6 separate regions of the Mus musculus genome follow, and regions 2, 3, 4, 5 and 6 are each linked to region 1. Evidence: chromatin loops called from intact Hi-C (ENCODE). Cell type or tissue: heart. All regions are shown on one strand. Region 1 has its middle 35 kb from the start of Smim38. Region 2 holds the start of Ccnd1 (cyclin D1). Region 3 has its middle 10 kb from the start of Gm34964. Region 4 has its middle 30 kb from the start of Gm46023. Region 5 has its middle 46 kb from the start of Gm46023. Region 6 has its middle 28 kb from the start of Gm45181.

Region 1 (4,000 bases):
GGGATGTTGGTGATACCATTTGGTTCTTGTCCAGGATTCCTGGCCCCTAGGGACCCTCCATGACTGTTGCAGTGGGGTTCTAGTCTGTCTGCTGGCCTGTGGTGTTGGAAAAGCTTCTGTTTGGCTCTTAGCTTAGCTAGGGCTTAGCCCACTTGCTTGATTGTGGGCATGAAGTGATCCAGTTGCCCCATGAGCCCCACACTCTTAACTTTTAGACGCCCCCTGGGCAGCTGCTTCTCCTAACAGGGTTGGGTGTGGCAGGCGTGGTTATGCATGTCACCTGTCCCAGGTACTTCAACCCCAGGGAAGAAACCCATGGCACAAGACAACCTTCCCACTACCAGGCTCTCTGCAGCAGCTGGGAACATGAGAGCTGTCCTGGTCCCTAGGCTTTAATATCCATCAGAACTTGTCAACCAATTGCTGGTCCCCACCCTCAATTTCTGGCTGGGTGGGGAGTCTCTGTGCTAAACTGCTTCCTGTGATGTACAGGTCTGGGGATGCACTCTGAGAATGGTCATGCCTCTCCTTCTCCACCCCCACTGACCTCCAAAGGTGTCTCTGAGTCCTAGTCCCTAAGCACTGTGTGACTTTGCCTGGGGATAGAATCTGCAGAAGTCTCTAGAGATCTTGAGGTGGAGTCACAGTGGGTAAAGGGTCAGCCTCACAGAATGACTGGTGTCTGTGTGAGGGGAGACAGAAGAGCCCTGTGGTGATGGAGGTGGACATCGAGTGATACAGGTATGTCTTGAGGGAGGCCTGGGAATCAGGAAGCTAGAGCTAAGGAAGGCTCCTCCCTGGGCCCTTTGGAGGGGTGGGGCCCAGATGTCAGCAAACTTGGATGCCTGGCTTTGCAAACTGTGAAGGGAGACAGTCTGGTCTGTGTACCCCAGTCGGTGGTGACCTGTCATAGAGGCTTGAGGCAGCTCAGTCCTCTGTGGGTGCTTCTTACCAGCACTCATGCTGATGATGGACCCTAGGCCACCAGACTCCTGAGGTGGGACTGGAAGTCAGTAGGGACAGAGTGGCTTAAGAGACAGTTTCTGTTTCTATGTAGTGATCTAGGGAAGCAGGTTCTGTCCATGTTGGCTTGTCACTTTGTTCTGAAGTGATAGCATTGGAAGATATTTGAGCTGGGCTAGGGCTACCAGTGGGACAGAGTGCTGTCCTCTGGTGAAAACACACTGTCCTGAGCTGGAGGGGTCCACAAGCAGGCACATGCTGGCTGGTACTCACCGCTGCCTGCTTAGATGGGGATTGTTCTAGACATTGTGGGTTGATCAGCCCCTCTGGGATCTGTGGACCTTAGATAGATGATAGATAGATAGATAGGTAGATAGGTAGGTAGGTAGGTAGGTAGATAGATAGATAGATAGATAGATAGATAGATAGATAGATAGATAGATAGATGATAGATAGATCAACCTACTTAATGGTGATTCTTAGGAGATAATATCTGGGGATTTCTCCAGGCCAGGGCACTATTCTGGGCCCCTCTCCCACTGCTTCTGTTTCCTTGTGTATAATTTAGGATTGACCTCACTGAACCCTGGACCTGTAGGCACTCTGGAGAGCACAGCTCCTAAGAAAGGCTTTGGATGGTATGTAGCATCACTGAAAAATGGCTGACAGAAGCCTGGTGTGACAGGGCAGCAAGGAAGGGGCTGCATTTCTCACGGGCTCTCTACTTGGCACACAGTTTGGGGGCTCCTTGACAGCACCCCCTTCACCTCTGCATCTATACAAAGGTGCTCCGTCCTGTGTTCACCTGTCTCAATGAGCATTTTAAGCAGTGTCCCTCCCCCAGGTGAGGTGTGCACTGGGACAGCTGGCACCTGTATGCAGACCCAGATGCCATTGATGTCTGAGGCCCCAGTAGAGCCTGCTGTGGGCTGGTGTCACTGGCACCTTGTAAACCCATAGGGCACCCAGAATTGGCTTGGGTAACGGGATGTGTGCCCTTCATAGGGTCCAGCTGGTAGTATGAACTGGCACCCAGAGGTGTTTTGCATACAGGTGAGGGCCTGGGGCAGGCGCAGATTATCCAGGAGATAGGAGTCCCAGACTAGGGTACCTGAAATCCCTGATCTGTCCAGCAGAGGACAGCAGAGCTCCAGCGGCAGTGGGTGGATCCTGTCCCAGTCCGCTCACCTCCCCACTCTAAGGCTAGACTGGTGGTTACCTAAATGATCTTTCCTTCCTATTTTCATAAAGGCTTCCTTCGCGGCTGGGCAGCTTTCCTTGACTGCAAGGCCCACGTGTATTGTCCTCTCTACTGTCCCCCCTTGCCCATCTGAATGTATGTGTAGATCTTCTGGCCTAAGGGACCCCAGAAGACTGTAGGGCAGGAGTGTGTCTCCAGGACTGTCTCCTCTCCCGGCCTGGCTTGTCCCTTGGTGTTCCTCTTGTCTGATGTGGTGTGTATTTAGGGGTCCCCTATCATGGGCTTTCTCTGGCTAGAATGTGAACCTCACCAGGATAGAGATGTAGTTTACTTTTGGCCAAGTCCCAGGTGCTCAGGGAGGAACTGGTATATAGAAAGATGCCCAGGAGGTATCTGATGGGCAGACTGATAGGTGGAGAAATGTGTGGGTGTCCACTTCTGGGTCAACCACATGGTTTCCACTGTGAGCTGCCGAAGGGGTCCAGTTTGGGATGCAAATCTGGCCATGTTCTGACATATCCTCTGTCCTCTATGGACATTGGAAAGTGTAGAAGGCACTGAACCCTGAATGGGGAAATGGTTGACCTTGGGCTGGGCCAGTGTTGGAACAGACTCTGGGGTGACAGTGACCACCATGGGGACTCTGACATGTGCAGTTTAATGTGCACACATGATTATCCTTATTTCCGTTTGACAGGAAGGAACTGGAGCTCAGACCTTAATAGATACCTTCCCCACATTAACATCCCCCGCCCTTTTCTGTGTGTATCAAAGCTGATGCCTCAAGAAAACAGAAACACTGGCCATGTGCGTGGACAGAGAAACCGCGATGGTGTCACTGATGTGGTAGGCAGCTCAGACTTGGCAGGGACGGGGTGGGCGAGGGGGAGGTGTGAAGTCACTGCCTCCCTAGGGCTCAGAGTTCATGGCCCATAGAGCCCAAAGCATTTCTCTAATCAGGTACCTTCAGCATTTTTGTGAGATGCCAAGAATGTGTTTGGGGGCACCAGGGACTGGTTGGCCTTGCTTTCCCCTGGCACATAAACTACCACATAACTAAAGGGCAGGGACTCCTCGTGACCACAGCATGCAGGGCGGTGATCTCTGCTCCAGCCAGTGGTGGTGGCTGGTGGCCAATGGAGGGGAACTCCAGGCCAGGCAGGAGTCCGGGTGGTAAAATTGCCACGGGGTAGGAGACAAAAGCCCTCCTCTGAATACACTGAGGTGGACTACTGGCTTCTATTTTGTTTCCTCTCATGCCTAAGTTCTCAGTAAAGTGACAGGGATGGATTCCACATGTTGAGAGCAATTGATCTGCCCAAACTCAGGGTGATGGGTGTAGTCCTGACCTCCTGGAGTAGCCTTGGCTTTGAAGCCAAGCTTGCTGCATGGCTTTTCACTGCAAAAAAAAACCCACCTTCCCATTCTGAGTCCAAGGTCAAGGTGGGCTGGTGTCCGTAGCCTTTGAAGGTGCAGGGAAGATTCTCCCTAGCTTTTGGGGTTGCTGTTGTCACTTACGTTGTTGCTGTGACCTGACAAAAGTGACTTAAGGGAGGAGGACATCACTGTGGCACACAGTTTGAAGGGATACAGTCGTTGTCACCCCCACCCCACCCTGCCAGCTCTCCTCCCACCCCGTGAGGAAGCAGAGAGGGGAGTGATGGTGTTCAGTTAATTTTCTTCTTTTTATTCACTCCAGGACCCTCAGTCATGCAATGGTGCCACCCACATTCAGGGTGGGTCCCCCTCAGTTAAACCTCTCTGAAAGCCCCTTCACAGATATACGGATAGGTGTGTCTCCTCGGCGAGTTTGAATCGAGTCAGGCTGCTGCTGAA
Region 2 (4,000 bases), 310 kb after region 1:
AAGAAGCCCCCCTCCCCCTTGCCCCGCTCTTTCCCAGTTTGGAGAGAAGCAGTCCGAGCGATTTGCATATCTACGAAGGCTGAGGGGGAAGGGTTTGGGCTTGCCCCCCCCCCGCCGCCCCCCCCCCTCACTGCTCCCGAGCCCCCTCCCCCTGCACCCGCCTCGGCCCTCCCCCTCCCCCTTTTCTCTGCCCGGCTTTGATCTCTGCTTAACAACAGTAACGTCACACGGACTACAGGGGAGTTTTGTTGAAGTTGCAAAGTCCTGCAGCCTCCAGAGGGCTGTCGGCGCAGTAGCAGAGAGCTACAGACTCCGCGCGCTCCGGAGACCGGCAGTACAGCGCGAGGCAGCGCGCGTCAGCAGCCGCCACCGGAGCCCAACCGAGACCACAGCCCTCCCCAGACGGCCGCGCCATGGAACACCAGCTCCTGTGCTGCGAAGTGGAGACCATCCGCCGCGCGTACCCTGACACCAATCTCCTCAACGACCGGGTGCTGCGAGCCATGCTCAAGACGGAGGAGACCTGTGCGCCCTCCGTATCTTACTTCAAGTGCGTGCAGAAGGAGATTGTGCCATCCATGCGGAAAATCGTGGCCACCTGGATGCTGGAGGTAAGAGACTTTACAGGCTGCTAGCTTGGGACCCCCTGGCAACTTGTTGCTATCACCAACATCTTCCTCCCTTCTCTTCCCTTCCGTCACGGAGTTTTCCGGGTGCGTTGCTAGGACTCGGTATTCACAAAATAAATAGATTGGGTCCTTTTGAACGAGGAAGGTTTGGGAGTTGGGAAGATGGGAATTCCTTTTCCTGGTGGAGGGCAGTCGGGGAGGGGTGCCTTCGAGGGAGGACGGTGTCAGCGACACCACAGAGGGTGCAGGCTGAGCTTCTGTGGCCCCCGCTTGTGCCCCATTCCTGCAGCGCCTCGGCGGGGGCCGCCCCTGCGCGTTTCGCCAGCTCAAGGGGGGAGGGGGCATAAATTTGATTTTTAAATTAATATCCATGGACACGTATGCAAGGGCCGCTCGTGCCAATATTATGCGCCATCTTTGCTCCTTTATTGCAAAGCAAAAAGTGTTTATTAATAATTGGGGGCAGGGCAGGGAGCGGCAGTAGGGGCGCTGGGACAGGCACGAGGGGCCTCGTGGCGGCCGGGAATCACTAAATAAGACAGTGTGAGGAATATTTGGGGTGGGGGATTCTTTGTTCAAACAGCGGACCTGGGTACCCCGCACACGCTGCCTGGCCCAGAGAAAACGCCAGGCTGCAAGGTCGCGTGGCCCCCTAGTCAATGAGACTGACTGTTGTGCGTGCGGTTCTGGATTTGGAGGAACCTGTCTAGGTCAAACTGGGGGCGGAGGGGGACAAAAGCACATTTTCAGATGTTCAGCAGGAGACTCAGGGGTCCCAAAATATTTTAAAATAATTTTTAAAGTGAGGCATAATGCCCTTGTAGAGGCAAACAGCGCCCGCACCCTGCAAAAGGGGGGCCCCCGGAGTTTGAGTTGCTGGAGCTCACCCCCCGATGTCCACTGAGCTCCTGACCCTCGGCTTGGATCAAGGGTCGTCCGATGGTTATTTTCAGGTCGTTTTTAGGCACCTAGTTATTTTTTAAATATTTTTAAATATTTTTTGAAAAGATGACGTCTGGGAAATGCAGCGCGGCGGCCTGGGACGCCACCATTGTGTCTCGCGTGCGCTCGAGCGGCGCCCAGCCCCCGGCGCCCCGCCAGCCCCGCGGTGGGGTTCTCTGGCTTGTGGCTTCCTAATTTCAACAGGGGACCGGGGTCTCCGTGGCCACCATTGCTTCGACCGGCCCCGCCAGCTGCCCAAAGACTTTCCCTTTCAGTTTCAGGGTGGGTGGGCACTGGGAACCCTCGGAGCAGGAGCGCATCCCAGGGAGTTGGCCACCGGAATCCCTCTCTGTGCAATCTAGGAGAAGGGAATGGGGTCGTATCGAGCGACGCCCCCCTCCCACGTTGACGGTCAGGGTCCGGATCCCCGCAGGTCTGTGAGGAGCAGAAGTGCGAAGAGGAGGTCTTCCCGCTGGCCATGAACTACCTGGACCGCTTCCTGTCCCTGGAGCCCTTGAAGAAGAGCCGCCTGCAGCTGCTGGGGGCCACCTGCATGTTCGTGGCCTCTAAGATGAAGGAGACCATTCCCTTGACTGCCGAGAAGTTGTGCATCTACACTGACAACTCTATCCGGCCCGAGGAGCTGCTGGTAACCACGTAACCCACCACCGACAATCCCTCTTTATGCTGGGTGGTGGGAGCTGCAAATGGCAGGAGATCCAGCCATCCATGGACAGATCTCCTGCCCCACGAAAGGCACCCGCACCGCACCGCACGACACCGAAATGGCAGTGAGCAGAATGCCAACCCATTCTACCTCTGTGCCCGCCCTCTTTCCGTACTGGACTCCCCACCATGTCTGTGGTGAAACCACTCTGAAATGTGGGCGGTGTGCGCCCCCTAGCGACGTGCAGGCCACGGCGCTGGCGGTGGGAGATTCTTTTTGTCCGCAGTCTGTCCCCTTAGTATTTCTACAGGCACATTTTGTTGTTTACCTGTATGGGGTCCCGGGTTGACCCAACTCTTTAGACCTTCTCGAATCAGCCTGCCTTCCTTTTGACCGTGTTCCTCATTCTCTGCAGCAAATGGAACTGCTTCTGGTGAACAAGCTCAAGTGGAACCTGGCCGCCATGACTCCCCACGATTTCATCGAACACTTCCTCTCCAAAATGCCAGAGGCGGATGAGAACAAGCAGACCATCCGCAAGCATGCACAGACCTTTGTGGCCCTCTGTGCCACAGGTAAGGCTCCACCCCCATTCTTCCCAGGAAGAGCGGGCTCCTTGCCACTCCCCCTGGGGTTAAGGCCTCTTTCCTTGCTATCTATTCTGAGCCCAGGGTGCAGATAGTTTGTTGGAGAGATAGATGATACTGGGTGGCACATTCTCTTGGCTAGTATCTTGGAGACCTAACAGAATGACACAGCTTCCCTGTGCCAACCTTTCCACTGCCAGGAAGTGGTACGGCCACAGCATGCTTTCTGAAGAGGTTTTTGCCTCTTTTCCTAGGCTTCCTGCCTTGCCTCTGTTCTTAAGGAGCTCGAGCTATAGAGCACACACACACACACACACCAGCTTCTCCCAGGCTGAGCCACCTGCTAGGGGTTCCTACATGGATGGGACAAATGGTCCAGCCTCAGCCCCACGAGCTACATACAGTACAGTCCCAGAGCAGGAACTTAGAGGCCCCACCAGGGGTACTGCAGGCCAGTACTTTTTGGCTGAGTCCTGGGAGGGTTGGCTGGAAACAGAGAAACTAGAACCTCCCTATGACTCCTCCAAGGGACCCTCCCTGGCCCCAGACCCCAGGTAGATTAGGCTGACATAAGTCATGGTAGACAGCCATGCAGGAACCCACACACATAGACAACCCTGCTACTTCTGAGTGGTTTCAGTACTACTTCTGACAGCTGCTCCTCACCTCTAACTGAGAACCCTACCCAGGAGGCTTAGCAATATTGAGGGGGTGTGGTGTTCTCCCACCTGTTGAGGACCCCCTTCCTCTGTGGCCCTGATCAGACCTCAGTTGCTATAGCTGTTTGGCCTGTGATGTCAGAAGGGCCGGTAGAGTATCTCCCCCCACCCCCAACCTCCACCTCACCCCCGCTGTCTCAGTGACATCTTCTTATGTCTGACAGCCCCATAGCCAGTGTTTCTAAGCTGCTGGTGTGAGAATTTGGAAATTCTAGCTTGCCAACTACCTGCCGAGAGTGCTGAGCCCGCCCCAAGGGTACCAAACAAGGGGGTGGCAGATGGGAGTAGCAAGGCCATCAGTAGGCTGGAAGGATCTAAGGGGTGGGGGTGGCCCTGCTGGCAGTCAGGGAGGCAGCTGGCTGGGGTTTCTCTGAGGAGAGCGGAGCCTTTGGAAGCTCCAGGCAGCCTTTTATGGAGCTGAAAGTGCCTTCAGAGAGGCAGCAGAGTTTCCCAGAG
Region 3 (4,000 bases), 440 kb after region 1:
AAGAGAAGACCCAAGGGAGAGATCTGGAGGGTGGGGACAAGGAAAGGCTGGGTAATGACCAGTTTGGGGAGGGACCAACCCCTATAGGGATGTACCTTCCTCCCCTTTCCTTTTCCCCTTCTTCTTTTCCTCCCTCCTCCCTCTCTCCTCCCTCTTTTCCTGGCCTTCTTTTACAAAGCATAAGCCAAGCTTAGCCCCCATGGCCATCAGCATTCTCTGCCACCCCTCCTGTGGTAGTAACAGGGCCACCACACCATCGTCCCAGAAGCCCCAGTTCATGCTCTGTATACAGCAGGGGCTGCAGCGATCATGGTTTTTATTGATAATTCAGAGCACAGAGCCTGGGTCTCAGCTGGAACCTGAGCTCTGGATGAGATAGGGTTCTTAATGAATGCTTGCTAGAGCTGAGGCAGGGGACAGGGCGTTAGGCTTGGAGTAGCCACCTATGGCCCTGCCAAGGAGGGTCCTGCTGGAGGTCCCAGCTGGACCTCACCAAGGACAGGCCTGTTGGAAAAAGAACAGATGGTGGGCTGGTGACACTCAGGGCCACTCAGGACATGCAAGGCATTTGGGGCCACTGGTGGCCTCTTAGAGGGAAGGGAAATACACCAGATCCATGGCGGAGCTGGGGCCCAGGAACATCTGCTCACTGTGATGGTTAGAACCCATCCTCAGGCCAGGCTGGCAGGTTCTCAGCAGCACAGGGCATGCAGGAGGCCCTCTGTCCTTAACACAGAATGTACAGGGCTTTCAGAACCCCTAAAATGCTTTCCACAGAAATTCACAGTGTGAATTGCCTGCTGCCCAGACTGGCTCAGTGTCCAGAACTAAGAAGCCACAGAGGGGACAAAACAGGCTGGGGACCATTCCTTCTTTAGCAGGGCCCTGGGTGGACAGGCTTGCAACCTTCATTAGAACCCCTCACTTCCCAAGGCAAGGGACTCTAGCTCCTTAATTCACTGATACACAGGCTTGGTATGTGTTTACATTTGGAGAGTGACTGTACTGTCATCTCTGAGGTGGTGGCCAGACTATGCCAGTGGGTCAATCCCAAGCACGTGTCAAGAAGGTGTTGAACTTTATAGCCTTGAGGCCCTGGACAGAGAGGTGATTTTTTTGCAAACCTGTAGCTACATCCTACGTCCAGCACTCCTGACAGTCCCTTTAGCTCTCAAAGCCTTGGCTCTAGCACCCACAGGCTTGTAAACAGTGCATATGTCCCAAGCCCACCAGGTCAAAACCAACCCAAGCCCACCAGGTCAGAACGCCAACCTATGGCTGCAGAGCTTAGAGGTCAGAGTGGCTTCCTGGAAATGGGGAGACAGGGGCTTTTGAAAGGGACAGTCACGCTGCTAATGCTGGGTTGAGGATTTGTCTCCCTACAGTGACAACACAGTCCAGGGGCATCACGTACCCTCTTATCTCTGACTACCAACCAGATGCTGGCCAGGGGGCTGCCTCTGCCACTTGTCACCTAGTTGGTGACACTAAATCTCTTCATGCCTTAGCTATTACCTTCTTCCTCTCCTCCTCCTCTTTCTCCTCTCCTCCCTCTTCTCCTCTCCTCTTTTTTCTCCTCTTCCTTCTCCCCTTCTTTGTCTCCTTCCTCCTCTTTTCCTAGTCTCATCTTTCTCTTTCACTTTCTCCTCCTTCTCTCCTTCCTCCTTCACCTCCTCTTCCTCCTTCTCCTCCTCTTCCTCTTCCTCTGCTTCTTGCTGTTTTGTGAGCTGGGGTCTCACACTTCAGCTAGGCTGGTCTGGAACTTGAGGCAATTCTTCTGCTTCAGCTTTTGAGTACTCTTACTTTCTACATCATAAGCAAGGATGGCTATTGATCCTACCTCAGAGACTGGCTGAAGGAGTAAACAAATTTTCAGAGAACTGTTTGGGGCTCCCTATCATAGGCCATGCCCTGTGCTTATGTCTGGGTCACTCTACCCAGATGTGACCACAGGAGCTCAGTGTGGAGTGGTGCAGCTGTCCAGAGAACATGCAGAAAACTTTTGTGTGGCCTCGTAGGGCAGCTGCTAGGTCAGCATGGGGCTGTAGAGTCTGAAGGAGACCATAGAACAGACTCTGGTATTGATGACAGTCTTTCTAGAGTTGGGGGATTTTTGTGGTCCTGCAGAGACACCACAGCCACAGACTCATATCAAGGATGCAGATTGCAGACACAGGACACACACACACACACACACACACACAGAGAGAGAGAGAGAGAGAGAGAGAGAGAGAGAAGCAGCAGGAGGGGCATTCTAGGAGCATGCCCATGTGCACCCAGGCATCTCCAATCAGGATGCTAAGGAAAATAAAAATCTCACAAAGCAGTGCCATCTTGTGGTAGCAGTGGGGCCTGGCTGCTCTTCCTTCTGGAGGGTTTGCCCCAAGTCTGCCCTCACCACTGTTACATGACCCACAGCAGAAGCCCCAGGGCAGTCACTTGTTTAACCTTGTATCTCGGAGTGCAAGAGATGTCCAGGGGGCTCTCCCCAGCCCACTGACCCAGGTTGCTGAGACTTCCCAGGTGTTGGGCTCTCTGGGAAGAACTGAGAGCCCCCTTATAGCTCTGACTCTCTCCACTTGTGAAATGGGGCCACCACAAAGTTTCTTAATATGTCCCACTCTGTATGTGTCACAAATAGCTAGGACTGTCTCCCATGGCAGGTCCCAAACCAGAGCTACCTATCAATCACTAGGGCCACCAGGCCCAACACCTGACTCTGAACCCTGCTTGTTATTTCTGTGTCTTAACAATCTCCCAGGGGATGGGGGTATCTGCATCTTCAAAAGACGGGGTAGCACCCCATGCAGTCCTGGCTACATCCTGCTTCATAGGATCCTCTGTTTTGAAGCAGGGACTCTTTCCTACCCTGTCTCTAGTTGCAGCCTGTAGGAACAAGGCTCAGAGCTGCTCAGGTACTAAGACACTTTAAAGGAGCACATGAGGCCTGGAGCGCCTCCTGCCTTTAGCTCAGATCTGTTGCCTATTTGAGAGGGCTTTGAGACAGACTGGATCCTGTCAGTTCACCTGTGCTTTAGTGGGGACAAATGCAGAACTGTAGGAATAAGGAAATGAACCTACAAGAAGGCCCTGCTAGGTGCTGAGCCCTCGGAGACTCATCTACAATGTGGGCTTTGTGCCGTCTAAGACCAGCCCCATCCTGGACTTGAACTTGGGCCTTGTGGACCAAGAGGTCTCCTACCGAGGGAAAAATAATCTGCAGCTGGCTATTCCCAGCCCCTCGTGGATCTGGGGCGTGGTGCTGTGATGGCCACGGGCAGCCCTGCTTCACGCATTTTGATAATTTACTCGGCACCAATTAATCTTTCCGTGTTGATAGACGCGGCGGCTGAATTCCCTCCCAGGGAGAAGGTGACATTCTCAGGCTCTGAAGGGCTTTCCCCTCCTTCCTGGAACGCTGATGTTAATTTCCCTGGAGTACCCCTGGAAGGAAGCTTCAGAACAGGCAGAGCTTGGTGGGAACCTGATGTCTGAAGCTAGTGCACTGGCTCCCAGAGGAGGGTCACGACATCTGCTAATTGCCAATCAACTCTAATGTGAGACAGAGCTGGAATGAAAAGTCCCTTTTTGAGGCTGGGGGGCCAGGGAGGGAGAGAGAACGATGATGCAGGGCTTCCAGGCCTACAACATGCCTGCCAGACTCTTTGGTACTGTGTTGTGAATAAATAAAAGGTCTCAGAGAGGAAACCACAGGCACTTTCCTACAGGGAAATCTGAGAGAGCTGGGCCAACGGGTAGGTTCTGGGCCATCTGTGATGGAAGTCCATAGCCAAGGCCAGCGGGACTCTCTAGGCCTGATTCCTGCCTGACAGGACCATGATGTCCTTTACCCTCCCTTGATAGGCACCAGCTGTACCCCATCTATGAGGGTAGTACCCTATTCTGAAGGGTGTCTGAGGTCCATCCTGAGCGTGACTGGTGCCTTCTGCCACTGGCTACGTTCCTGTCCCGAGTCTGGTAGTGCTTGAGCTCAGCTCCA
Region 4 (4,000 bases), 140 kb after region 1:
TTGCCTCTTCCAGGAAGATTCTCATCAACTCCATCACACTCTTTCCTCTTGCCCTAGCATACTGACCAGACCTCACCTGGGACCCTCACGCCCCCACCATGAGCTTTATATAATGTCAGCTACTTTTCAGAGTGGTGCATAATCTTGACTCTCTCACAGTGGCTCTGGAATGTGTGGACCTACTATTTAAGAGCAAGAACAGCCTTCTGGGGTGTGGTCTGATCTTCCCACTGGGGTGGCATAGTTCCTACCTGGACCAACTCATGCTGTGGAGAAATGAGGCAAAGAGAGGACAAGGCTGGGGGTCAGGTGGATGTGTGGGTGAATGAGTAGACATTTGCTGTGTGGACAGATGAGTCAATAAGGAGGTATGTGTTGGTTGTTTGGATGGACGAATGAATGGGTGAATGGAAGATGGGATATTGATGGATGGGTGGATGCTAATTGGTTGGACAGGTAAATGATAGAAGGGAGGATGGTTGAGTGGGTGGATGGGTAGATGTTGATTGGATAGATGGAAGGGCGGCCAGATGTTGGTTGGATGGAGGGATAGATGCACATATAGGTGGGGAATGGGTAGACTCAGGGGTGTGCGAATATGTAGTTAGATGGACCAGGTAGAGTGTGGATGCATGGGGGACAGATAGCATGGGTAACTATTGGATGGATGGACAAAGGATGGTGAACAAAAAAGGCTAAGGGGACACATGGCTGACGAGTAGACAGATGATGAGAGAATGACCAGCAGGTAATTAACCAGAACATTAAATAAGAGGTTCAGAATCTGGAGTTGGGGCACTGTATTGGCCCACTCAAATGAAGTCAGTCACCCATCAATGATTCCAAGTGTGTGTCTGTCAGAAATTGTGTGAGGTCCTGGGGCCACCTCTAAGAACCAGGCACCGTCCATGTCCCCCTGGGGCTTGGGCTGTAGCTAAAAAGCTGAATAATGTACAGAAACGCAACGGTGCATTCAAAGGGACACTGCTTGCAGGTCTGATGGAGCCGCCAGGCTGGGATGCTTCAGTTACAGGAGATGGGGAGTGGCTTTGCCTTAGTTAACAGTAAAGCCTGAATGAGAGGCAGCCAGCTACATGAAAGTCTGGGGAACACACAAGAACGACAGACACGGAGGCCCTGAGGCGGGGACGAAGTTGGGCTTACTCACTTTAAAAGGCTTTATTGCACCTCAGACAGAATCAGAGTAGGGAGTTGAAGTCTGAGATGACAGTCAGATATGGGACAGGGACTCAGGGCTTCATAGGCCATTTAAGACACAGATCGGTCTCACTGGGAGGTAGAGAACTCGGGGCTGACTTGTGGCTTGGCTGTGGTGGGACCAGGAGAGAAGGGCAGCGATTCCCCAGTGTTTGAGCAGCTGGAAGAACAGTCATTCCTAGGGATGGAGGAGACAGGCTTGGGAAGCAGGTGACTCAGCCTGGATAAGGAGCCAGCAGGCTCTGGATCTGAGCCCAGGTCTGGAACCCCAGTCCTTTAGTCCCCCAGATTGTCTTGGTTAGTCTCTTCACTTCTAAGATCTCTGCACCTTCACCGGAAGGTGAAGCTTTGGGTTGCAGTGGCCCGGTGCTCCTTTCTTTAGTGGCATCCATACCCGCACATCGAACTTCCGTAATAAACTTCCAGTCAGAAAGACTGCTGTTGCTATGGTAATAGCACTGTTGATTGATGTGGATATGAGGCTTATTTTTAATGGTGAGAGAAGTAGGAGTGTGTGAGTTGTGTCGGTATGACAGTGATGATGGGTGGTGACAGTTAACGTAGTGGTGGATCTGACAGAGGAGGTGTTGGCGGTCCCGGGTATGGTGATAGCGCCCTTTGGATGGTGACAGTGATGAGGGGATGGTGATGATGCTGGTGCTGTTGGTAGTAGTAATGGCAGTGATTAATAGTGGTATGGATGATGGTGATGGTTTTGGTGGTGATGCTGCTGATGGTGGTAGTGGTGATGACAGTATCGGTGGTGGTGGTGGCAGTGGCAGATGTCAGTAACTGAGACAGATATGCACAGTGACACCTCACACGTGACATGAGGGTGAAGTAGTGAAAGGCAACCTGAGGTTGGGTTCAGAGTCATGATCCCTTTCTGCTCTACCTAGGAACCTGCTTGCTCTCGTCTACGTCTCTCCAAAGCTGCAGTATCTGAGTGTGCTCTCCCTTCTGGACACACCGAGGATCACAGTTACTGAAACTTGGAGTCTCTGGAATTGATCTAGGACTTGAAGGTCTTTGCTTCCCATGGCCACCGTGGCATCTGTGATCTTTGGTGGCGCTGGCTCTGACCTTCCTCCATGACAACATCTTCTTTGAAGAACCGTGTGCCTTTTTCAGTTCTCATAGTGTGGTTTGGAGGGACTGGCAGTGTGAGGACTCTTCTCTGACCACAGTCACAGTGGGGTAGGCATGTGACACAAGCTGACCAAGAGTCTCCCTGTGACTTTTCCTACCCAGCCAGCAGGGGGAGCTGTCACTTGGCTCAAGAGACAAGGGTGACAACTGTCACCTTTCTTATCCCGAAGGGTGCCTGTCTGCAACTGAGGACACCAAGAGAAGCAGAGACACAAACAATGAAGGAAGCTGTGGAGACAGAGGTAGTGTGGACGAAGACGGTCAAGGAATGGTTGCAGAGAGAAGTCAGTGGCTGTGTTTGAGCACCTAGATCCAGCTGTGCCTGAAGATGACAGGATACATCCATCCTGAAGCTCTGAGTCTTAGGAGCCACATGACAGTCTCTGGTAGTGAGCTGAGTCCATGTGTTTTGCATCAGTTCCCAGTGGCTGACCTCCTCCAGCTCCTAAGACCCCAGAACCTTCCTAAGAAAACAAACTTATGACAGGGCTAAATTCTCAGTTTGGGGACAAAAGATTCCTGTCTAGTCAGACCCAAATATGGCTCCTTTGCATCTTCTTTGCTAGGAACAGACTGGGACTGACCCAGCTCCAGCCAATGCTACCCAACCCCCACCATGGACACCACAGCAGCAGCCCTGCTAGGATAGCTTCTTTTCATTTTACAAAATCTCACAACTAGTTAAACCAATACAGGATGGCAGGGGCAGGAGAAAGATGTCACCTGATGGCTATCCTGATGTCAGAGAGAAACCCAAGAGACCCAGCAACCTACTCCTCAGACTTCTTGAGGTGCATGCCTTCTGTTTCCTGCCCGTGAAATGATAACTTAGGGCTTTGTTGGCCACCAATACATTCTAGAACCTTCCTGGATGAGTGTGGTGGCTGCTTCCGTGTTGCCCATAGCTTGATGTGCCCCAAGCTGTATCTGTAGGCCATTCCCTACTTCCTGTTATGAGATACAACCCAGGAGAACTGTGCCAGGAATACCTCAGAGTTGTGACACATTCAAATTTGAGAATGATCAGAGAAGAAACACTGTACTTATTTTTGACATTGTGCACAGGTGACTTGCTGCACTGTGTGTGTGTGTGTGTGTGTGTGTGTGTGTGTGTGTGTGTGTGTGTGTGTAGGGGGGTGGCTATCACGGAGGCAAGGACTACAGACATTATACGAGCTCTGCATTTTCATGCTCTCTGAGACATTGTGAGCCACCTGGGTAGATGGTGACAAGGCCCATATTGGTGACAACACAGATTTTATGTATTTCTAAAGAAATCAGGAGGCTGGAGGGATGGCCCAGCTGTAAAACTACTTGCTGCTTTTGTAGATGACCCGAGTTCAGTTCTCAACATTGACCTTCAGTGGTTCACAACCACCTGTAACTCCTGATGCAGAAGATCTGATGCCTCCTTCTGGACTCTGAAGATACCTACACACACACACACACACACACACACACACACACACACACACACACACAATCTTTGAAAAAGAAGAAATGGAGATGGGAGGCAGCTGAGGAAAGGCAGGTGGCTTCGTTAAGGTGGCCAGCCATGTGGCTTGCCAGGGACTTTCCTGATTGGTTTTGTCATTGAAAGTCCCCATGGTGGGAACTATTGCTTGGGAAAACC
Region 5 (4,000 bases), 130 kb after region 1:
CCATTTCCACAGAGTCACAGGTGATCAGACTGACTAGGGTGGGACCAACACGGTTCTGCTTTCCCATGGTTGATAATCTTGAGGATACAGGCTGACTATGCTACTGCTGGTGGTGGTAGTGATGTCAGTAATGTTGATGGTGGTGGTGGTGGTGGTGGTGGTGGTGGTGGTGGTGGTGGTGGTGGTGATGCTGATGCTACTGATGATGATAGTGATTGTGATGATGATAGTCATGGTGGTGATATTGATAAAGGTGATGTGATGATGATGATGGTGGTGGTGGTGGTGGTGGTGGTCATGATCGTGATAATGGTAGTAGCAGCTGCAGCTCCTACAGCTGTCAGCTGCGATCGTAAGGTAGTGATTGGCATTCTACAGTGCCTTGTCCCATAAATAACACAGACTGCTAGCTAGTGCATCTGGGTGACTAAATGAGATCATTCAAGTAAAGGTTTGTGCAGAGCCCAGCCATTTATGACCCAGGTAACTCTCTGTGAAGATTCCTTACATCACACCACCTTGTTCTGATTTAGAACAGGCATCTATCCACACAGAGGCATGTTTATGTGCTCACCCACATCTGAAGTCACCTCAGGTGCCATCCAGAGCCCAAGCATAGCAGAGAGAGGCCTGAATGCAGGTGGGTTCCTGGGGCACACACCATAGGTCTGTTGCACCTCGGTAGGCTGCTCAGCGGGCCCAGGACTCACCCTGAAGATCAGAGAGGTGGTGTGGAGAGCTGTAGAGGGATTTCTTGTCCCTCCTCAGTCCCTGGGAGAACCCACACCCGGGCCCTGTACTTTACATCTTTGACTTATTTTGCAATGTAAGAACATTCGAGAGCAACAGTCAAATCTGTGTGGGTAACAGGCATAACACTGAGGACCAGCAAGAAACAACCCCAAGGGGCCAAGAATGCAGGCAGGTCTGAGGTGTGAGGTGTGAGGTGTGAGCAAGGCTTTGAGAGAGCGGTACAGAGTGGAGTCAGTGCTGCTCTGATGGCGCAGCCAGTTGCCCTCTAGGTTTAGCCGCTATCTTGTAAGGTGACTTAAACCTCTCTTGGCCTCACTTTCCTTCTTGAGGTAAGAGTAGACAGAATTAATTCTGTCACTATAGGTGCATGTTCAGACCAAGTTGTTTCCACCATTATAACCATCATCATCATAACTACCACTATCAGCATCTCCATCATCTCTGTCATTATCACCATATTGTCATCAGCATTACCATTATCACTACCATCACCACAATCATCACCATCACCACCATCATTATCTTCACCATCACTAGCAACACCATCACCACCATCATTATCTTCACCATCACTAGCAACAGCATCACCAATATCACTATCACCACTATCACCATAACCATCACCATAACCATCACCATTACGATCGTCACTATCATCAGCATCCTAACCACCATCACCATCATCAGCATAGCAGTCACCTCTATCACTATAACCACACTCTCCACCACCATCATCACCACCACCCCCACTCCTCAACTGGTTAATAGTTAGTCTAGCACACACTTTGAGTATAGAAGACAGAAGAGAGAATTGTTAAGTGACAAATTCAGATTTCTATGTCCTTCCCTCCCAGTAGGACTCATTTGGGCTGTTGGGGGTCACAGAGGCAGACATCAGCACAAAGACATGAAGTTGGCTAATCAAAGTGTGCTTGAGTCTCAGGAGACATGCCGGACTCTGGGATTGTGCAGTAGACGCAGGTGGGATGAGGCACCATCCCACAGAGAGAAGAGCTATGGGAGGCAAGCCTGCCGAGTTCTCAGACCAGCATCTCCCTCTGGCTAGGTGACCTCTTCTCTCTCAGCCTCTGCTCCCATCTCTAAAATGGGGACACACTGAGACATCAGGCTCTGCCCTTAACAAGCCTCTTGGGCCTTCCCTGAGCAACCAGTAGGTGGAGCTGATGGGCAAGTAGGAAGGAAAGGGGGGTCCTGTAGTAGGAAGAATTCTGGGAGCAGTCTAGTAGGGTCTGGGAGGCCTAACAATACTTCCTGAGGACACAGGAGCCACATTACCTCTCTGGGTAAGGGTACCAAAGCAGCCATCCACAGGCATTCCCAGTGTTCCCTGTAAGGAGTCACACCCTTCCTGTGGCAGCCAGACACTGGGTAGGTTCTGGATGTCCATCTCTCTACCTCCATTTTGGATTGGTCCCTGAGCCTCATTATCCTCCCTTCCCACTGTTTCTGCCCAGATGACCAGCTCATGGGAAACTCATCTCCTATCCTAAAAACCCAGCAACAGAGGACATTTCTGGAGGGGGGAAGTGAGACATTGTCTCTGCCATATCCAGGGTTCCCAGCCCTGGGGGCAAAGCCAGGCCCTAATGAGGCCCGTGAGGCCTATAGTCCCTGCAGAGCATTGGCTGGTTCAGGGCTACAGTGCCACCTCTGGTTGCAGACAGTGTCAGCCGCAGAGCTCTTGATGGGCTCTTGCACATGCTTTCTGCTCTCCTTTCTTCCCTGGGGTTTCCTTGGGATCTGACCTTTGTCTGTTGATCTGGCCACCACAATGTTCTGAGCAGCTGGGGGTGTAGGGCTGCCTGAGCCCTGCCCTGTTCCCTCTTTTAGCAACAGGCAGAGCACATTAAAAGTATTTGCCAAGCCCTCGTTGGATTGGGGATGCCCGGGATAAGATTGGAATGGGGATGGCAGATTGCTGATTGAGGCCACAGTGGGACTCATGGAGATTTCTGTCTCCATGGCTGTCCAGAAGGTGAACAAGAGGCTGGGGTGGAGGACCCCCTCATCATCCCGCCGCTTTGCCTGCAGCTTCTATGCCACCCAGCTCCCATATTGCCGTGCACACCCATATGAGACCTGAGGGCCGCAGCTCTTCACCATCTGTGATGGGAACAGTTGTAGCCCCGCAGGCTGTATGGGCAGCCCTAAAGTAGGTTCCCTCACTGGCTAAGGTTGTTTTAAAGCCAGAAGGTGCAGTGTGAGTGAATGACTGACTGACTGACTGAGTGAGTGAATGGATGAATGGCCCCTCACCTCTAGGGTTCTAAGGTCACTGGGAGTTATTGCTCATAAATGGAACCTCTGTGACCTGAGTTCTCCCAGCTCTCCTGATACACCTGACTGTGACTTCTGCCTGGCTTAACCCCAGAGGAAGGGTTGCAGAAAGGAGCCCTTTCTACCAAGAACTGCATTAAATCACGAATGCTCGCCCACCAGGAAGTCCTTCCCACCCATGGTTTCTTCTTCCTGAAGCCCCACAACCCACCCCATACAAAAGTGAGGGCTTTGCAGAGAGCAGATAACCAAACAGGGTCTCTCTCCTTCACACTTGACTGCTCTTAACCTTATATCTCTATAGCCTGGCCCCATGGGTGCTGTACCTGCAGCCGGCCAGCTCACACCAGGTAGAGTACAGGCAGTCACCAACAGCTGAGCTGTGTGCCTCTTGGCTGTGGTACGGTGTCAGGGTGGCTTGCCTAGCTCAAACTATCTCTGCCTTCATCGGTTACCATCTGGAGCCTAAGGCAGGGTGCCCCAGGCAGACACCTTCCCAGAGTCTTTATTTCCCTCACATCCCCATGTCAGTGCTATGGACAGAGCTACTGTTGGGTGTGTGCCTGTGTTCCTCCCACTAGTCTGGGAAGCCCTTGAGCACTGCCACCAGTTAGTGTGAAAGCCAGCGGTCACACAGTAACAGCAACAGGTGACAGCTGTCTCAGATGGAGGAGAGGGAGAAGATGGACTGAGCTCCATGCAGAGAGGTGCCCTGGGGGACTGCACGTGGTCTGGGAGTGAAGCTCTGGGGTGCAGCTTCTGTGCACCTCAGGCGAGCCTGGGGAAGAGAAGATGGAGAGCTGTGGAGAAAGTGTCAGAGCTGGGCAGAGGCTGCATGCCACCCGTGACTGTGGAACCTGCAAGTACTTGATAAGGACTAGCCATTGTCATGGGCACATGACCCAGCTATGACTACCTCTGACCCCCACAGTCCCAGCCTCATGAGATT
Region 6 (4,000 bases), 100 kb after region 1:
CCTGGGTGCGTTCAGAAGACAACCATAAGAGGGCACAGAGAGAAAGTGCTCTAGACAAGTGATGAATACCTACCTCAGGAGGCTCCATCCCTGCAGCACCCTGGTGAGACTCACGACTTCTGTTAAGCCTCCTGGCTATATCAACTACATATGTCTATAGTGTCCTGGTTTTGAACTTGGGCTCTTGTCTTGGTAGTGCTATTTCAAGAGGTTCTAAAATTTTGGAAGATGGGATCTACCTAGAGGAAGTAGATCACAGGAGTTGGGTCCTTGGGAGATCTGATTCATGGCCCTTTCTTGTCTCTCACTGTGTTTTCTGTCCACCATGATGCAAACTGCCTCCCCATCACTTGTTTTTACTACCATAATGTTCTGTCCAAGTACACAGACTAAGCAGTCATGCATAGAATAGAGCCCCCTGAAACCATGAGCCAAAACATATTGTTCCCATCCCCTGCAAGCTGTGCTCTCGGACAATTTGGTCAAAGCTACCCAAAATAACCAGTGTAAAGAACTGATGCTGAGAAGTAATGCAGATGCTGTAACCAAACCTGGCCATGTTGTGTATCAGCCTTTGCAACCAATTTGCTAAATCAATCTAAAAGAGGTTAGAGCTGCTGATTAGAGGAAGCCCAGAGTACTGCAACGATCTTGCGAAAGCTCAGAAGATCAGATGCTGACAGGAATGGAGAGAGCTGAGACTCATGAGGTTTCAGATGGGAACAGGAGTCCCTGGGATTGGACAAGTGGCCCTTCACATAATGTGGAGGAATTATTCCTCACTGAAACGTGACATTTTGAGTGAGGTTGAATTTTAAACACTAGCTCAGAGGAAGGACTTTTTAAGGCAGTGTGGTGTGTGGCTGTGGCATGGACATTGCATACTGTGTTTAGCCAGCTTTACACTGAAGAGAGAGAGAGAGAGAGAGAGAGAGAGAGAGAGAGAGAGAGAGAGAGAGAGAGAGAGAGAGAGAGCAAAGAGAGCGCAATGAGAGTTGGAAAGAAGGGCAGGTTTAAAAACTGTAGAGTTTGGCCAGAAAATGAGAGCATTCAAAGTTTTATACAAGTAGGGTGTGGTTGTTAAAGAGATTAGCATCTTTAAAAAGAAGTCAAGTACTTTGAATCAGGACAATAGCAAAGATGTCTTAAGGGCGTCTCAGGAATTAGCTGGACCCCACCCATCCCAGGCTTTTCCTTGAGAAGAGTGCACCCAGGAGGCACCTTGCTCACACACAGCTGCCTGGAAAGTTGTTTGCCCATGATTCATTTCACTGTGCTCAGAGACACAGGCACTAGGAGGCTGCTGCACTTGTGGTCTACAGAGGTCTGGCTGCTACTATACTGGTGGTGACCTTGACATTGTTCTCATCACACTGGTTTTGCAGAAAGCAAGGGTGAAGGGAGAATGGGGGGTTGTACCCAAGTTTCAAAGGAAGACTTGGGAGTGGCGGGGCCAGAATCCCTGCGAGCAGGTCCCTTCTCCCTGAAAGAGTGTATATGGAGCTATATGATGGAGCCTAAGCTATGACAGAGACCCCAGGAATACAGAACATCTGGCCCGCAAGGGAAACAGCAGTCAGTAGGTAGAGCTGGTCCAAGAGTGAGGCTGCAGGGTTCGTAAATAGCAAGATGGTAGCAGTGAGCTTCCAGACCCACTGGAGTTTACTAAGGCATCGTATTCCCAGAGAGGCCTACCTCTCCCACTCATTGTCTGCTGTGGTGATCCTGTGAGAGCCAAAGTTATGTTCTAATTTTTAACTACTGTGCTTAAGAGATCCATGGAACAAAAATGCCTCTAACTTGTAAGCCCCACTCCCCTACCCAAGGACAGATATCTCCTGAAATGCTGGAGGCTAATGTTTATGGAATATAACACGCCATGTGTTTCCATCCCCCGCCCCCAAATTTGTTTGACCCAACTGCACTGGATATACTTGATCACATGTAGGCTGGAGATACATAGGCAGGAAAGATGCCAGGATGTATGCCTTCCCCTGATTGGACTTGAAAAATACTGTGACTTTATGGGGTCACCATTTTCTGGGAACCCAGGAATGACCTGGCCAGAGTCCTGGCTAATATTTAATTAAAGCTTGCTTCAAATTTGGCTCATAATTACAGTAGTGGTCTTATTCTTGACTGGTGGGATTAGCAATCCTCCTTTACCTTGCCCTTTAGAATAGAAATGTCTATCACTGTATATTGGTTGTAGGTTAACTTGCTTTTTAAATTTTTTACTGGGGTTCACAGCTGAGAGCTGCCTTCAGTCTTAGAGATTTAGAACTTGTTGGGACATTTTGTTTGTTTGTTAACAATGTTGTGGGCTAGAGAGATGACTCAGCCATCAAGAGTGCTTACTGCTCTGACATGAGGACCTTTGGTTGGACCACAGCACCAGAATGATCATAAATGCAGGTAACACCAGCTCTGGGGTCTGACTCCCTCTTGTGGCCTCTGTGGGTACCTGCACACACACAAGCATATACACTCACACACATACACAAAAACAAAAGAAATATTTTTTCTTAAATAGAAAGTTCTAGCTAATATAAATAAATGGGAGGGATTGGTCTTGAATACTGTTGGAAATGTTAAGACTATGAGATGTTAATCCTGAGATTTTCTCGAAGAAAACCAATTCTACCATTTGGGGCCAAATTTCTTCTCTTGTTTGTTTGTTTGTTTTTGTTTTGTTTGATTTTTGTTTTTCAAGACAGGGTTTTTCTGTATAGCCCGACTGTTCTGGAACTCACTCTATAGACCAGCAATCTGCCTGCCTCTTTGGGCCAAATTTGAAGCAAACTTTATTACATATTAAATCCTGACCAACAGATGGACTTTGCTCAGGACTACTCCCTGGAATTTCCCAGTAGAGAATAGCCCCGAACCATGTGTTACAGGGGTTTATAAGGACAAACCTATAGGCCACTGTTCTTTCCAACGAGGCTTTGTTATTTTTTTCAAGAACTACAACTCCCAGTATTCCAGAAAGTTACCTGGTCCCTGAGCCGGTGGAGCTTAGAGGTTAATTTTGGGTCATTATAGGGGCTCTTGGGGCTACACTTATTTTGTAAAACGGCCATGGATGAGGAGCAAGGGGCAGAATGTTACAGTTTGAATATGAAATGCGCTTCATGAGTTCATGTGCTGCGGGCTTAGTGCCGGTTGAGGTTGTGCAAACTTTAGAGGGTGGGACATCCGGTGAAGTCAACCCCTGGGGAGGAGTCTGTGGGAGCTCATGCTCCTGGCAACTTGCTGTCTGTTGCTTTGCTTCCTGTAAACCATCCCACGAACAGCGCTCTCCCTGCATGCTTTTGCTGCTCCGATGTTCTGTTCAAGTGCACAGGACCAAGCCACCAGGAACTGAACCCTCTAAGATTATGTCCCCAGACAGGCCCTTCCTCTCTTCCTGGTTCCTGCTGGATATTTGGTCAGAGTGCTGAGGAATGAGGACTCCATGCAAAGGTCAAAGGTGAAAAGTCAAAGGTGAACGCTGGGGACATTGGGGAGTAGGCAGGTGGTGGGAACACAAGTGTCCTTGCACCTACTTGTATAGGCACCTGTTGAATGCCTATATAGGACACTGACTGGAGGATTGGGGACAAAGCCATCTTAGGTCCAGGTTATGGCAAGTTCAAAGGCAGTACCTGGTGTGATTTGCAGGACTTTTGTCAAGTCTGACTGCAGTATCACAAAAATCCCTTGGGTCTGTCTTTTTCACCTGCAAAGGGACCATGGACCTCAGGAAAGGAAACGGAGCTCAGTCAAGTGTTCAGCACCAGCTATGGAGCAAGTCAGTCTTGCAGCCTCTGACCCTCTTTGCTGCCTGGGGAGGGTTACCAGCCTGGCGCTCACCAGTGAGAGCAGATACTCCGATACCTCTGAGGTGGCCCAACCTGCAACTCTTCCCTCTTCCTGGAAAGCCTGTCCTCTCCTTGGGAAGGCCCTCATTTTCTTCATCAAGACAGGAAGATAGCAGGGCCACCATCATCCAGACTGA

The links. A loop is a pair of places that touch in the nucleus more often than their neighbours do. Peaks named below come from ENCODE experiments on the same cell type or tissue, not always from the same donor. Only the 100,000 strongest peaks of a DNase experiment are listed, where the experiment ranks them.
Region 2: it touches region 1 in a loop (7-fold over the local background); 41 of 42 quality-filtered maps call a loop at or near these places.
Region 3: it touches region 1 in a loop (2.4-fold over the local background); 5 of 42 quality-filtered maps call a loop at or near these places.
Region 4: it touches region 1 in a loop (2.5-fold over the local background); 3 of 42 quality-filtered maps call a loop at or near these places.
Region 5: it touches region 1 in a loop (2.9-fold over the local background); 9 of 42 quality-filtered maps call a loop at or near these places.
Region 6: a loop joins it to region 1, with 2.0 times the contacts of the local background. A loop is called at or near these places in 3 of 42 quality-filtered maps.

The regions. Positions count from the first base shown.
Region 1 is chr7:145,241,391-145,245,390 of GRCm38, reverse strand. It overlaps a transcript of Tpcn2 not described here. Among named protein-coding and RNA genes, the nearest start is that of Smim38, 35 kb to the right of the region's middle. In heart, no CTCF peak of the experiment used is centred here; DNase peaks (open chromatin) are centred at 2,060 and 3,249.
Region 2 is chr7:144,936,107-144,940,106 of GRCm38, reverse strand. It overlaps Ccnd1 (cyclin D1), which reads left to right and starts at 276. Exons shown (of 5, transcript NM_007631.3): 1 at 276-611; 2 at 2,005-2,220; 3 at 2,654-2,813. The coding sequence starts at 414. In heart, CTCF peaks have their summits at 290 (motif pointing right) and 2,479; DNase peaks (open chromatin) are centred at 326, 956, 1,766, 2,396 and 3 weaker places; H3K4me3 peaks cover 2,724 bases; H3K27ac peaks cover 3,024 bases.
Region 3 is chr7:144,796,975-144,800,974 of GRCm38, reverse strand. No RefSeq gene overlaps it. Among named protein-coding and RNA genes, the nearest start is that of Gm34964, 10 kb to the right of the region's middle. In heart, a CTCF peak has its summit at 2,343 (motif pointing left); no DNase peak of the experiment used is centred here; H3K27ac peaks cover 650 bases; H3K27me3 peaks cover 3,602 bases.
Region 4 is chr7:145,096,996-145,100,995 of GRCm38, reverse strand. No RefSeq gene overlaps it. Among named protein-coding and RNA genes, the nearest start is that of Gm46023, 30 kb to the right of the region's middle. In heart, a CTCF peak has its summit at 2,475 (motif pointing right); a DNase peak (open chromatin) is centred at 2,515.
Region 5 is chr7:145,112,786-145,116,785 of GRCm38, reverse strand. No RefSeq gene overlaps it. Among named protein-coding and RNA genes, the nearest start is that of Gm46023, 46 kb to the right of the region's middle. In heart, a CTCF peak has its summit at 1,911 (motif pointing right); DNase peaks (open chromatin) are centred at 1,915 and 2,465; H3K27ac peaks cover 1,692 bases.
Region 6 is chr7:145,136,498-145,140,497 of GRCm38, reverse strand. No RefSeq gene overlaps it. Among named protein-coding and RNA genes, the nearest start is that of Gm45181, 28 kb to the left of the region's middle. In heart, CTCF peaks have their summits at 1,221 and 2,465 (motif pointing left); a DNase peak (open chromatin) is centred at 1,226.